Regions from separate parts of the Homo sapiens genome. Here region 1 is linked to region 2. A link is an interaction called in ENCODE POLR2A ChIA-PET data of the cell type or tissue named here. Cell type or tissue: CD4-positive, alpha-beta T cell. All regions are shown on one strand.

What was found. Peaks named below come from ENCODE experiments on the same cell type or tissue, not always from the same donor. Only the 100,000 strongest peaks of a DNase experiment are listed, where the experiment ranks them.
Region 1: POLR2A ChIA-PET joins it to region 2 with 13 read pairs; 26 of 35 experiments call an interaction of 5 or more read pairs at or near these places.

The regions. Positions count from the first base shown.
Region 1 is chr1:234,959,642-234,967,641 of GRCh38, forward strand. LINC02971 (long intergenic non-protein coding RNA 2971) reads left to right here. Exons shown (of 2, transcript NR_186179.1): 2 at 56-348. It overlaps LNCATV (lncRNA negative regulator of antiviral signaling), which reads right to left and starts at 4,358. Exons shown (of 4, transcript NR_125945.1): 1 at 4,126-4,358; 2 at 200-275. RefSeq lists enhancers at 3,124-4,323, 3,637-3,936, 3,957-4,006. In CD4-positive, alpha-beta T cell, no CTCF peak of the experiment used is centred here; DNase peaks (open chromatin) are centred at 137, 2,540, 3,150, 3,730 and 2 weaker places; H3K4me3 peaks cover 1,273 bases; H3K27ac peaks cover 3,138 bases.
Region 2 is chr1:234,619,534-234,627,533 of GRCh38, forward strand. No RefSeq gene overlaps it. Among named protein-coding and RNA genes, the nearest start is that of LINC00184, 5.8 kb to the right of the region's middle. In CD4-positive, alpha-beta T cell, no CTCF peak of the experiment used is centred here; no DNase peak of the experiment used is centred here.

The DNA of each region.
Region 1 (8,000 bases), 340 kb after region 2:
GAGGGTCTTTGATGCCTCATTTTTCTTCTTGTGTTTTTATTTTCCCTTTTTGCAGATCTCTGCATTTAATGAGGAAGTGCTGTCAGCAGAAAGGAGAGGAAGCTTCACCCCGACCATCCGCAGGACCCACATCCCTCTCAGCGGGAAGGCAGAATCATTCATCTATTGCTCTCCTTGAAGGGCAGCTCCAGACACTCACGTGGACACAAGTAGGAAAAGCACAGAGTGTGTCATCACACTGTGTACCTCATACAGGTGACGTCCTGGAGAAACCTCTGGAAAAACAGAAATTTTATGACCCACAATTAAAATGATTTAAGTAATAAATAACCCTGATAGCTTGCCCCACCAAGTGTATGCTATGTTCCACACCCCAGGCCCCTCCACATCCATCTCCTTGCCGAGCCCTCTAACAACCTTACAAGGGAGAGACTTTTTACCCTCACTTCCCAGAGGAGGACACTGAGGCCAAAGAAGGGAAGGGATTCCCCAGGTGACACCGTAAGTGACAGAGTCAAGACCCACATGGCCTGGCTGAAGTCAAGGTCACCCTAATTCCTCACACAGCCCCACCAGAGGTTCCCACAGTGCTGTGTGCCAGCCAGGTGATAAGGCCTTTCCACAAAGGACATCAAAATACCTCAACAGGCTGGACGCGGTGGCTCACATCTGTAATCCCGACACTTTGGGAGGCCGAAGCAGGCGGATCACCTGAGGTCAGGAGTTCAAGGCCAGCCTGGCCAACATGGCAAAACCCCATCTCTACTAAAAATACAAAAAATTAGCCAGGCATGGTGGTGGATGCCTGTAATCCCAGCTACTCGGGAGGCTGAGGCAGGAGAATCGCTTGAACCCGGGAGGCAGAGGTTGCAGTGAGCCAAGATCGTGCCATTACACTCCAGCCTGGGTGACAGAACGAGACTCCATCTCAAAAAAAAAACAAAAAAAACCTCATCATCAGTAGAGAACTGTCACCTTCCTAAACGAGGAAACTGACACTTTTAAAAGCAAACAGATTTCTGAACTTGGGGTTAATGATAAAACTGGAAAAACATAAAAGACTCCCTGTTCCTCTCCTCCATTATCAATATGTGCCTTAGATTTGGATGCCAAGTCAAATCTCACCAGAACTATATCCTCCATGGTAACTTATTAAAGAGTCAATCAAAGTTTGCTTTAAGAGAAAAGTAAATACACCCAACTTTCCATACAATGCCGGACCCCGAGTTCACTTCCTGGTTTCACTGTTGACTCAGGTTGCAATCCTAGATAAGTAACTACACATGCTCACTGCCCTGGGCCCAAAGCTGGGGCGAGAGCCTGGAATCAGCGCACCCCCAAGAATTCCGGAACATGGGAAGATGCCCATCTTTCATGGAGGGGGCATGCCTCGAAGAGGAAAATCAGGCAAAAGGCCGTGTGCAAAGCTCCACGTGCAGGTGCAAGCTGCTTGTCCCTGAGTCTCTGATTGCGAGGAAAGGGGTCACCCGCTGGTCGCACCACCAACAAAGCCCTGCCATCCTTTGGCTCTGCGCTCACCCATAATTACTGGGCGTGAGGTGGGAAGGGCCGCCCTTTGGGACTCAGGTGGTGGGGAGGCTGCAGAACAGAGTCGGCAAGTCAACTCCAATCACAGTAAGCATTTTCAAAGAAACACATAAAAATAGCCAGAAGTGGGTCAGCACTTCCAGTGAGGTTAGAGACAGGAAATTGGGACAGACTCCCGGTCCTGTGTAGAGAGATAAAAGTTTTATTTCATAAGTACAAACTCATACTCTTTCCAATCTGATTCCTCGTTTCTTTTCTTTTGCTTTTTCATCTCCTCTGTCTTTTGGATACACAGGAAACACACACACACAGCTAACAAAAACAGTGTGATGTTGGAATCTTGCTCCTTCAGTTCTAAGGTCCTCTTTTTCCTGAAGCTGAAGAAAAAAGATACTTAAAGAAAACTTACTTGAGAGTCAGGCAGGAAGGGGAGATGGGATACACACTTTCCCTATCTTTCAGGTTTCTGCAATCTCAGCGCATGCTGCTTAAGAGGAAAAGAGCAGCAAAGCAGATGAAAAGCACTGCATCCTTAAGTGATTTACCTGTTCCCAAGCAGGCCTGCCTCACACCTGCCTCCCCCCAGTTCCCTGTCATTGACCCTCCCGCCACCATATCTGTGGCATCTGGTGTGCTGCACACACAGTATATGTGTGCAAGTGCATGGTATATACACATAGCACACATGCATACATGCTATAAACACATGCCCATATATAGGCTCAGTGCACAGGTACGCACAGTGCTCAGGTACACAGAGTACACACACCTGCTAGCCACATACACTCTCAGTGTACACACATGGTGCTCATGCACACATGGTAGTGCATGGTGAATCCACATAGCATCCATGCACACACACAGTACCCACACACACACGCGGTACATACACATGGCACCCCTGCACATACACAGTAGACATGCGTAACCCAGAAAGTGGTTCTTGCTCTCTCTGCAACCTTAAGACTTTGGCAGTTTTTGTTAACTCCCACACTTGGCAGGATTACATTTCCTTGTGGCCTCAATGACGTGATAGGGCAGATTTATTGGGCTTACAGAAAAAAAGAGAGAGGAGAGAGAGCGAGAGAGCGAACAGTAAACTCTGCTGTGCAGTCAACCTGGACCTTGGTTTTAAGTTGCACATCATCAGGGCCAAGAGAGAAGATTTGGCAACATGGGGTGGTTTGGTGAGAGTCGGCATGTTTCACTGGTAATCTGCTGGAGCACTAAAATATATACATCCAAAGGTTACCTTCTTTCAATTCACTGAAAAATAAAAGGAGCTTCAAGGCTGGACCAAATAACACACATAAATAACTCATGCATGCCTGCATGCATAGATGCAAACATACATACCCAAGATGTGTAGCAAACAAAACAGGCACAGTGCTTTCAGGAGAAACTTGGGTGTGGAAGTAAGTTCTACCTTTTTGCTCTATTTTCCTCCTGGAGGGAGAGAGGAAAAGCAGCTGCCTAAATGCTCAGTCAGCCCACAAGCTGTCATGCGTGACTATCTCCAGGGCAGACAGGAGAGCAGGAACCCCTTTCTGAAGCTGAGTTCTGATGCAGAATGTTTTCAGGGCTTAAGACAGCCCCCACACAGCTAGCCAACAGAACTTTCTGGGCTGCGGTCAGTTAGCTATGTCGCACAGGAATGGCATCTGCTTTCACTTATTTCAGAACTCAAGCATAAGTCCTGGGAGTATTTGACCAAAAGAGCCTCCCGCTTGGCGTGCGAGGGTTAGGTTTCCAGAAGATGTAGCACGTACCTGCGCTTTCAACTCCCAGAAGCCAAAGCTATGGAAAGATCTCAGCGTGTTTTTTTTTTAATTTTATTTTAAAATCATACCGTTTTAAAAGTTCTGCTTGTTATAAATCCAGCCTGAAAGCAGATGAATGAAACATAGACCCACACAAAAAAAATCTACAAGAATAGATCTTTTTTTTTTTTAACTTGGGGTTTTTGAGGAGGGATTTTAGAGGAGTGGCGGGGAAGCTACTCAGTCGAGATAAACTCCTTAAAAGCATGGGCAAAATTCCCTTTTCTGTGACCAGTTTTTTTAAAAATGACAAAGTCACACAAGAGAGGAAATGAAAAGGGAAATTTTTAGACTTCTCATCTGTGCTGAAAGCCCCGGGCTGTTTCAGAACCCGGTCAGGGTAACCGTCAGGCCTGCGGTCACCGCGCTGCAATCCCAGGAGGCCTTGCGTCAGCGGCCATTATATCAATAAGGAAGTACAATCACCAAACCACAAGCCGGCTTCTTTTCTAAGCCCACATGTTGCTTTAGAGGGTTTTCAAACAAGAGACTTTCCTGTTTTTGAAACCTGTGAATCCACAGGTCTTACAGGTTACTCAAATTATCTTATCACTTGCAGCATGAATTTCAAAACTGCTTACTCCAGCCTTCCCCTCCCCTGGAGGAACAGACGTCCATTTACAAACCAGAATCCTTATTTACAGTGTCCCGTTGCCAATTGCTGACACAGAAGGGGGAAAAAATACCAGTTATACATTAAGCTTTAAGGTTAAAGTATCTGTGCCAGACGCTGTCCAAACACCATCTATTCACTGACCTGAAGGCAGGATGACCACACCGGAGAAAATTCTACAGAAACAGTTTTGCGGTCACAGCAGTATTCCTTCACAGAGCCAGGCTATGTTTCCTGCAGATGCATACACATGCTTGCAAATGTACTGTAAGAAATCATCACAATTCACAGGAAACATATTTATCCTAAGATGTGTAGCAAATCTGTTGGAAATTTTTAAGCACAGCCAAAAGACATCCCAAACCACCTATGAGGTTGCTTCCCAGGTTGCTGGAAAAATCAACGTAGGATAGCATCGGTAGAGGACGCTACCGCGGCGCAGGTGAAAGATGTAAACAGTGCAATCTAAATCTTCAATGGGATGCAAGTCAGACTTATTTTTCTCTTGAGCAAATAAAAAGATTCAGATTAAAGAGTGCCTTATAGAACTGGTACAGAGTTCTACATAGAACTGATATAGAGTTCATCTAATAAGAGTGTCTTATAGATGAGATAAATCCATAAACAAACGTCTCTCTTTCCTGCTCAGCTCAGCAGCTTGAGAAAGATGTGCCACACCTAACAACTGCATTTGACAGCCATCTCCTGGTTTAACTTCTACCCTGGCCAGCGGCCACTTAGCGTTGCCCCAGCAATGCCTGCAGACTTCATCACGCGCTCCCTCGCTGGAAGCGTCCCTCCTAAGGCAGACCTGAAGTTCACAGAGGGCTTCTGGACAGTAGTTCACATTCTGTTTTCAATGGTGGCCTAATCAGACTGAGAATAAACAACAAGTGAACTTTATCCTGCAGCTACAACCAGTGAACTCTAAGCCCATTTCACAGAATGCACACAGCAATAATGGATCTAGCAGACACTTATCTAATCTCACACTTTCCGTCTTTTTGGGTTATAATCAACACTTAGCTCATCAACACACACACACACACACACACGCACATCTTCCAAAAAAGAACCTGCTCTCAGTTTAAGCACACTGAGATTTTATTTATCTTATTTTATTTGTCTGCATTCCAATAAACCTTCTAACATTGAAATGTTGAGACAGACACTCTAAAGTCAGGATGCTGTGATGTTTATGTTTGAGGGAGGGTTCTTTCAAAGTAGCCAAAATTGTCTCTCTTAGGAAATGTGAAGTGTGAATGAAGCCACACCAAAAAGTCTCAGAAGTAAATCTCTCAAAGATTATGACCAGCCTGTTGTGGAATAACGCAATATATCCTTAGAGGAAAATACAATAAAGTAAGAGAATTCCAGGCTTCCTACACAGGCCCAGTAGGTATTTTTTATCTTAATAACTCGTTGGTAAATGGCCTACTATGTCCATAGGAAAAGCATCCTCTTCTTCAACTGTGTTTTAAAAAGAATAACTTCTTCTTTCCTCCTTTGGAAAAGCCATTGCTCCAAAATTCACATAAAACAAATACAGACTGGTTTTCTGTTCCTTTCACTTTCTGTCCCTATCACTTTAGGCTGTGGTAACCAGGACTTCTAGGCCTAAATATGCTTGCCTGATTTTGCCTGAGTTTGCTGGAGAATTGCTCAACCACCCTCTCACTTTGGCTGTGTAGACCATAGCTCTTGCCCTCCCTCCAGGGGAGAGGCATTAACTAATGAAGAAAACAGTGACTCCCCTCTTCTGCCACCACTGACACTCCATACCCAGGCCTGTGCCACCAGGCCTGCTTCCAGGACTGTGGGCTGCCTGTTCCCTGCTATCCTGAGCCTTCCAGCTCCAGTGCCAACAAGGGCACTAGGTAATGGGTACTTCTGATGAAGGACACTGCATGAGATCTTCCCATCACTTAGAGAAGTGTTCCATTTGGGGTCATTACCAACCCTGTCTACTCAGACCAGCAAAGCATAGAGAAAAATAGGATGGATAGGCAAGTATAAGGCATCACCTTATATCTGTGTCTTAAAAAGCTCTTTATATTACAGAATTTCTTTATTTGGAACAACAAAATACTCTGAAGGGAATCTCATGAATTTTAGTTTGGAACGTTTATAGAGGTTGTCTGGAAGAATAGTTTTTGTTGATTTGGTTTTTTAATACAAAGAAAAATAAAAGCTTTTGTAGTTATTCTTGAAGGTATGACCTCCAATTACAAGCATGAGAGATATTGTAAGCAAGTCCTTTTCTTTTCTTTTTTTTTTTTTTTTAAGAGACAAGGTCTCACCATGTTGCCCAGGCTGGTCTCAAACTCCTGTACTCAAGCAATCTGCCCACCTCAGCCTCGCAAAGTGCTGGGATTATAGGTGTGAGCCACTACACCCAGCCTGTAAGCCAGTCTTTTAAAGCTCATTTTAAACTTTTTTTTTCTTTTTTGGGACAGGGTCTTGCTCTGTCATCTAGGCTGGACTACAGTGGCACAATCTCAGCACACTGCAACCTCCATCATCTCCAAAGTTCAAGCAATTCTCGTGCCTCAGCCTCCCGAGTAGCTGGGATTACAGGTGCCCACCACCATGCCTGTCTAATGTTTGTATTTTCAGTAGAGACAGGGTTTCACCATGTTGGCCAGGATGGTCTAGAACTGCTGACCTCAAGTGATCCACCTGCCTCAGCCTCCTAAAGTGCTGGGATTACAGGCGTGAGCCACGAGGCCCAGCCCATTTTAAACTTTTATTATGACAATGTTTATTTTATATTTTAAAATTTTATTATGACAAAAGGAGCATATAGCACAGTGACTCTCCATATAACTGTCACTCGATTAACAATTACTCGATTTTTTGATGTTTGCTTCATTTATTGTGTTTTACTTTTTTTCTCTTTGCTGAAATCTTTTAAAGAGCATCGCAGGCCTCATGCCATTTCACTCCTTCCTACTTTAGTATGCACCTCTAAAATGCATGAATATTTCCTTACATAGCCCCATGAAGATCCCTTTTAAAAGCAATACAAGAAGTCAGCTTTGTGGAGATGGCAAATAGCACATGGCTATGAAGGCTTGAGATAACATTTCCAGTGAGCATAGCATACAGACTCAAAAAGTCCGAAATCTCAAAGGCAGTTGGACAGAAGCAAGATGAAGTATTCTGGAAGATTGAGTCAGATCATTCAAAAAGGGACACAAGGCTGAGCATGGTGGCTCATGCCTGTAATCCCAACACTTTGGGAGACCGTGGCAGGCAGATTGCCTGAGATCAGGAGCTCAAGACCCAGCCTGGCCAACATGGTGAAACCCCGTCTCCACTAAAAATACAAAAATAAGCCGGGTGTGGCGGCACACGCCCATAATCCCAGCTACTTGGGAGGCTGAGGCAGGAGAATCACTCGAACCTGGGAGGCAGAGGTTGTAGTGAACCGAGGTTGTGCCACTGCACTCCAGCCTGGGTGACAGAGCGAGAGTCCATCTCAAAAAAAAAAAGATGGGGGGCACAAGTGATGACAAAGACTGTTGATAAATAGTCTGAATAATGAGTAACAAAAAAGCAAGATTCCTAAATAAGTATATTTATGCATGTGATTCTAAATATAACTGGCCAGCCGCGGTGTCTCACGCCTGTAATCCTAGCGCTTTGGGAGGTCCAGGCAGGCGAATCACTTGAGGTCAAGAGTTCCAGACCAGCCTGGCCAACATGGTGACCTGTCTCTACTAACAATACAAAAATTAGTCAGGCGGGGTGGCACGTGCCTGTAGTCCCAGCTACTCCGGAGGCTGAGGCAGGAGAATCGTTTGAACCTGGAAATGGAGGTTGCAACGAGCCAAGATCGCACCACTGCACTCCAGCTTCGGTGACAGAGCAAGATTCTGTCTCAAACGAATAAATAAATAAACAAACAAACAAGTAACCAAGTCAATAAATTAAATTCTTAACTAGAAATATGACTATTTCACTTACATCATTAAAAGTATATATTCAAGCCACCAGGCATGGTGGTTCATGTCTGT
Region 2 (8,000 bases):
TTAAAATTGTCTGTTTTATTGAGAAATTGCTCAGAGATCATATACAATGAGAAACTCGGCTAGAAGAAGATAAACAAAACAAGTATAACAGAGACAACGTTCTTTTAAAACATTTCATTTTGCAGACCAATAATAAAACTTGTAAATCTTTTAAAAATACTTTTCTTATGGTGTATAAATTCTGATATTTTACTTGAAGCTAATAAAGCCACCATAGAGAAGAAAGTTAATTTTTTCTTCTTTAAGCTTTCCATAGGTAGTATAATTTAAATAATTCTGTGGTACAGTTTCAACACCTCAGATTGAGCACTTTTGTTTACGAAGTAAGAACAGTAATCCTCATGTAAAAAGGTGGTATTGCTACCCTAGACAGCAGATGGTGTTATTAAATACACAGGCAAAGTCTAAGGTCATAAGGAACTAACAATTAACCAGAAATACGATCTGTCACAGTCGTTTAATGGGTAACCTAACAGATATATACCGCTTGTATTCTTCTGAGTGGTGGGAGGTAAATAGTCAAGCTTCAGAGCAGTTGCACAATCGTTTAGAAATATTGTAATTATATTCTTATTTAAGCATTTAGGGAAACCAACAAGCGAGAAAGAAAGTGAAAATCAGTGTGATTTCCTCATAATACTGTGTCCTGTTAATCTGCTTTGAAAAATACTTTACAAATTCAGACAGCACAATTTCATAGCTATCCCTGAATCTAACTCGTCTCCCCAAACTAGGAATGTCAAAATTTTGAATTTTTTACTGCCAGTCTCAGTTGTTCTAAGATCTCTTTACATTATCATAGGTATAATTTTTGCCCCTGAAGTTTTCGTCGTGTGAAGGTAAAAAATTGGAGCATACACAACAGCAAATGGAAGCAGGGTGGCAGGAGACAGCTGGGAAACTGTAGTGGGGAGGAGAGGCAGTCAGCTGGTGGGGTGGACCGTAGGAAGAGAATGGTCTCACCAGTAAGGAATGGGTGGCACTATTAAAATCTGGATGTGGGCTCAATTTCTATTGTAAATCAAATATAAATCTATCACTAAAATAGGAGCTGGATACACAGTGCCCAAGTCCTCGTGAGAGTTTCCCAAGAAGGGTTTACCATGGAGAATGTGTCATCAGTTCCTTTTCAGTTAGGGCTTTTGAGGATGAGGAACTGAATCCTAAATTCACCCAAAGGAAAAATGGCCAACAGGGCAGCAACTAAGCCTGGATCACAAAGAACAAACTGCTTGGTTAGAATTTGGAAGAGTGGCTGGGTGCAGTAGTAATATAATCCCAGCACTCTGGGAGGCTGAGGCGGGAGGATCACTGGAGGCCAGGAGTTTGAGACTGGCCTGGGCAACATAGCAAGACCCCCATCTCTACAAAAAAAATACAAAAATCAAGGCCAGGTAGAGTGGCTTACACCTGCAATCCCAGGACTTTGGGAGGCTGGGGTCTCTACCAAAAAATTAAAAATTAGCCAGGTGTGGTGGTAGTGCATACCTGTAGTCCCAGCTACTAAGCAGGCTGAGGCAGGTGGATTGCTTGAGCCCAGGAGGTTGATGCTACAGTGATCCATGAACCATGATCACGCCACTGCACTCCAGCCTGGGGAACAAAGCGAGACCCAGTCTCTAAAAAAAAAAAAAAAAAAAAAAAAAAAGTTTGGAAGAGTGAACCTTGTCCCATAGGCAAATAACTACGAAGCATACCCAAGAGTCATGACTCTAGCCATTGTGTCAACCAATTGTAAAAACAGCATCTGGAAAAGCAAAAACATCCTCAGTGCCCCAGGTGAATAGAAGATGAACAATGAAAAGCAAGGTTCAGAGGTCACTGGCTGATCAGGCTAAAAAAGTGGGTAGATTCCAATCTTCGGACAAAAACTATTCTTAAAAGACAAAAAGTTATTCAGTTTCCTTGCTGTTGGATTTGGTGAGGATGTCTGAGTCCCAGAAAATGCATACTAATAAGGACTTTTTTCTTATACAGTTTCATGCATTTATATATGTTTATTTAAATTTCTCTAAATTTAATTTGAATAAGGCAGGCAACAGCATCTCAGGGCACAGACTCATAACTGGAGACCTTCATCCACAAGCTTAGCTAGCTAGATTTTCCGTGTGGCCAGGACGCCTGCTGAAACTTCCAGCAGTCCTCAGAAAAACTGATGAGATACCCTTGGGCTGAATGAGTAAGAACTTTCTGGAGAGTGGAAGACTGGTGAAAGTCCAGCTGGAAAAACATATGGCAGCAGAGGCGGAAAGAGTGCTTTATGACCGGGAGCTTTATAAAAAAAATGTCTGAAGGCTCAAGGCAGCCGTTACAACCTAAGATCCTACTAAGCATGATGGATGTTTTTACTTCTAGGATTGTCTCCAATTTACCTGGACCACAGCCAGCACCGTATCCTCAGGCACCCCATGGGACAGTACATACAGAAGAACAGCATCACACCACATCCTATCACCAAGGCCAGGATTCTGTGCCTCTGCCCCCCTCCCCACCTCCTTGAAACGGGGGAAGTAGGGGGAAGAGTCAATTCTTCTTGGAGCACATGAGATGGTAGCTTGCTGTGTTGTCCTGAAAGAAAACAAAGTTTGTAAATCACTGTAGATAGTTTTTTTTTTTTTTTTGTAATAGATATGTCGGGAGGGAAAATGACTATGGTAAATTCCATTCTCAACCACACATTAACTCAGAGAATTCTTGAGCTACACAGTGACAGACTGAGCTCAAGGAGAAAGACAGGCATTCTGAGTTTCAGACTACGGAGCCATTTGGAGGTGACATGTACAGAACAATGCACAGCTTTGAGATTTTATATTGGTCCTTCCCTGCCCAATGTCATTTCCAAACTAATAGAAAGGAATATTTTATTTTTTCATGTTAACTCTTCATTATAATCATCTCTTACTGCAATGACCATTTGTATCTGTTACTGAGAACAGGTATAACTAGCTTTAAGAACATTCTACATGGAATGATATATTCCTTAGAAAGAAATCAATTAAGAGGTGATTATTCACAATTACAAAAGGACCCTTTATAAAGTCTGTAATTTACCACAGGTTTAAAGAAAAGTACAGTTGACCTTTGAACAACACAGGTTTGAATGGCACAGGTACATGCATTGATTTTCTCTTGCTTCTGCCACCCCTAAGACAAAGAGACCAACCCCTGCTCTTCCTCCTCCTCCTCAGCCTACTTCACTTAAAGACAAAGAGAATGAAGACCTTTATGATGACCCACTTCCACTTAATCAATAGCAAATATATTTTCTCTTCTTTTTTTTTTTTTTGAGACAGTCTGGCTCTGTTGCCCAGGATGGCACAATCTCAGCTCACTGCAACCTCCACCTCCTGGGTTCAAGCAATTCTCCTGCCTCAGCCTCCCGAGTAGCTGGGATTATAGGCGCCCGCCAACATGCCCGGCTAATTTTTGTATTTTTAGTAGAGACTGGGTTTCACCATGTTGGCCAGGCTGGTCTCGAACTCCTGACCTCAAGTGATCTGCCCGCCTGAGCCTCCCAAAATGCTGGGACTACAGGTCTGAGCCACTGTGCCCAGCCCCTCTTCTTTACAATTTTCTTAATAACATTTTCTTTTCTCTAGCTTCCTTTTTCTGTAAGAATACATTATATAATAAGACACATACAAAATCTGCATTCATGGACTGTTTATGTTATTTGTAAGACTTCTAGTCAACAGGTAGGCTATTAGTAGTTAAGTTTTTGGAGAGTCAAAGTTAAACTCAGATTTTTGAATTCGCAGGGGTTGGCACCCTGACTTCCATGTTGTTCAAGGTCAAATGTACTTAAATAGTATTAGATTTTTTAAATGTAATCAACATAGACTTGTTAAAGCTCCGCACAAGTTGCTTTGGAGAGGCAAGCATGTGGACCTCTTTTCATGGATGCCTCAGCGGTGGCATCTGTAATGTAGCCATTGCAGACACCACTGTTTTTCTTCAACAGACAATACTGTCTCCCTTTCGGCTTCTCTGATGGATGTTTCACCACTATTTTACTTAAGCTGTGTTGACAGTAGAAGCAGCAATTACTGTAGTCACAAAAATCAGGGCCTACCTTTATTACCCGATCATTATGACAATTATCCCCACCCCCCGTTTTCTCTTTGTCCGTGCACACACATTTCCAAGGCATGTATTTTCATTACCAGACAGAGAAGGGCCTACAGGTCAATTGCACACACTCCGTACTGATAAAGTAATGTCATTAACTTTTGATTTTTTAAAAAAAGCAAATGACAGTCCTCTATTCCTGGATTGTGTTTTTCGTCTTAGGTACTCAAGTAAAAACCAAGATGGTGTCTCTCTCTCTCTCTCTCTCTCTCTCATATATATATATGCACACACACACACACACACACACACACACACACACATATTTAATTTTAATAATGTCAGGCAGTATGTGTTTTGTTTGGAATGCACTTTGCACCCATGAGCAAAAGCCAGCACTGTGAATCTAAAACTACCTGGGCCTAATGAGGAAAGGCTTTGAAACCTGGGCATTTTCTAAATGTTCAGGGAGAGAAAACAAAGTCACCTCTTCTTAACAAAAACTTTTCTCTTTAGGGGGCTCCAGGGCTGTTAAGAACGATTTGGGCCAGGGACTGGCCAGATTTTTGTTCTTTTGAATGGTGTCCCCACTTCCCCTTTCTGGGGACCTCAGTGGACTTCTTTTGCATTTCCTGGCTCTGTTTCACACAATGCTTAGAGCTTCAAATCCCACTTCTCTGCAGTTACTCCAAGGTTTAAGCTGTGGGAAAGTCACTCAGGCTATGTGGCGGGGGCCAGCTTTGCTTCTGCTGCTGTACTGCTGTGTCAACACACCACTTCTCTGTGCCTCTGTAAATTGATATAACAACGGCAACAACAAAACCGACTGCCAAGTCAGTATGTGATTTACAAATATGTCCAGAGACCATTCAGTATCAGTATCAGCCAGCAGATAAAGCACAGGGCTTAGAGTCAGAGAGCCTGGGGTCTTATTCCAGCTCTACCACTTTTATCAGTTGTGTGATCCTAGGCAAGTGACTTAAACCTTCTGTGTCTCAATTTCCCTATCTGTGAAAAATGGGTCTAAAGTTAGTACTTACTGCAGAGGTTGATGGGGGGATTAAATGATGTGCAAAATGCCTGGAACAGTGCATGGTCCATGGCAAGCCCTGGATTCACATTGGCTTTTATGTTACGTTAGTTCCAGACTTTGCTAAATCAGGCACTTCTAAAACCAGCCAGTTCTGCTGCTGCTGCTCATGGCCAGGCTTCAGGATCCTTAGGAACAATCTCTGCTGTTTAGCAGTCCTCCTCGTCCACCACTCCATGGAAGTAGCTGTCATCAGAGCTGCCAATGACTTCCCTGTGACCATCTCCAAGAAGTTCTTAGCGCTCTGATCCTTTCTGAGTCATCTGCCACTTTGGATATCACTCCTTGGCATCTTTTTCTCACTTTGACTCTTAAAGAAATATCCTGTACCTACTGAACTTCTTTCCCTATGTTTTTATTTTATGTGTTTGCTCTCTGCCTCCCCACATCCCCAACTCCCTACTCCACACTGGAAGTGTCAGTACTTGGCACATCGTAGATGCTCAATAAATGTTTGTGAACTGATTTGAACTGTGTCGTTGAAGTAGTTCCTCAACTCTGTCCCTTTGTATCATTTTCTTGATATTTGAGCCCTTGCTGCTCTGCCTGGAATCTCTGCTATGATGAAGCAAACCCTTCAACATCTTCTCACTTATAGTTCATCTTTTTCTCTTTTTGAGCCTTGAAATTCATTTTATTTTATTTTGTATATTTTTTGAGACAGGATCCCACTCTGTTGCCCAGGCTGGAGTACAGTGGTGCAATCATGGCTCCCTGCAGCTTCGACCTCCCAGGCTCAGGTGATCCTCCTGCCTCAGCCTCCCCGAGTAGCTGGGACTACAGGTGTGCACCAACACACCTAGCTGATTTTATGTATGTTTTGTAGAGACAGGAGTTTGTCATGTTGCCCAGGCTGGTCTTGAACTCCTGGGCTCAAGCGATCCACCTACCTCAGCCTTCCAAAGTTTTGGGGTTATAGGCATGAGCCAACACATCCAGCCTGAAATTCTTTGTAATTAAATTAACCTGTCCCAAGTTTCCAATTTTGGGAGGGAGGTATATTTTTAAAGTCTAAATTTCATTTTATTCAGGAAACAGGAATTAAGCCCCACCACACATCAAAACTACATACTATTATCCTAAAAATAACTCCTCTTGAGGCATGTAAGATGCATGTTAACAAGGGAATCATATTCTCTGAGTGGCAGAACCCAACATTTTAATATGCATTTTATGGGTGTGGTGGCACATGCGTGTAGTCCCAGCTACTCAAGAGGCCGAGGTAGGAGGATCACTTGAGCCCAAGAGTTCAAGGCTGCGGTGAACTATGATGGCACCTCTGCACTCTAGCCTGGGCAACAGAGCAACATGCTGTCTCTTAAAAAATAAAAAATAAAGTTGATTTCTTTTCTTTTTTTTCTTTTTTGAGATGGAGTCTCGCTCTTTCACCCAGGCTGGAGTGCAATGGTACAATCTTGGCTCACTGCAACCTCCGCCTCCCGAGTTCAAGCAATTCTCCTGCCTCAGCCTCCTGAGTAGCTGGGATTACAGGCATGTGTCACCACGCCTGGCTAATTTTTGTATTTTTAGTAGAGACGAGGTTTCACCATGTTGGTCAGGCTGGTCTTGAACTCCTGACGTTGTGATCCACCCGCCTCAGCCTCCCAAAGTGCTGGGATTATAGGCATGAGCCAGCACGCCCCACCCAAAATTGATTTCTTAAAGACAGTGAAGTATGATAACTGTTGGTTTGATCTTGCCCTGAAGCCGAATAAAGGTTTGACCTATGAGAATCAAGGACAATTAAAATATTAGCTTATAGCATAAAAAGAGAAGCAGACTTCCCCTTACATGCACACACATACACACACTCTCTTTCTGAAGTCAACTATACATAATTTTTAAGACATTACACATTGGATTGTTCCCACTATCACGCGATCTTGTAATGATCAGGACTGTCTTCTTTGTTACATGTAGTAGGGACCAAGATACTTTTAGGGCCTCATGAAAATGTTTGATTTTAATTTATTTTAAAATCAGGGCCGGGTGCAGTGGCACACACCTGTAATCCCAGCACTTTGGGAGGCCAAGGTGGGAGGATTGCTTGAGTCCAGGAGTTCAAGACCAGTTTGTGCAACGTGGCAAAACTGCGTCTCTACAAAAAAAAAAAAAAAAAAAAAAAATTGCGTAGTGGTGCATGCCTGTAGTCCCAACTACTTGGGAGGCTGAGGTGGGAGGATCACTTGAGCCTGGGAAGCGGAGGTCACAGTTAGTCAAGATAGCTCCACTGCCCTCCAGCCTGGGTGACAGAGTGAGACCCTATCTCAAAAAACAAATAAATAAAATCAGAACGAAAAAATATAATAATCACAAGTACATAAGAACAAATTCATATACTTTTTAATTTTATTTTTAATGAAGAAAGGAGCCCACAAAGACAAAAATACCCTCAGCATTTCCAGGCACCACAAGAGTCACAATGAGGCCCTAGTAAGGACACCAATCCAGTTGAAGTTCATGTATTCATACTGAGTACTCCTGGAAATTTTCATATTTTAAATTTATATATTGCGCAAGACTTAGTCTTTGATTTTCTAGTTTTTTCTATTTATACTAACACCTCAGAGACCTAATACATTTCATGGCCTTTGTTTACTGTCTCTATCGTAATGACTTCCAAGTCCCTCTCTTCTCTATTCTTGTGTTGGAGTTCTAATTTTGTACTTCTAAGTACCTGTTGGGTATTTCCACCTGTGTATCTCATCGCTGGCTCAGCCGACAAACACATCACTGAGCTCACCATCTTCCCCTGCTCTTCGGTTTTCTCTCTTCAATTTTCCTGTCTATTAGAGTTCCTGCTAACTCTGTAGTCATTAATGAACCAACCACAAGCTTGTCT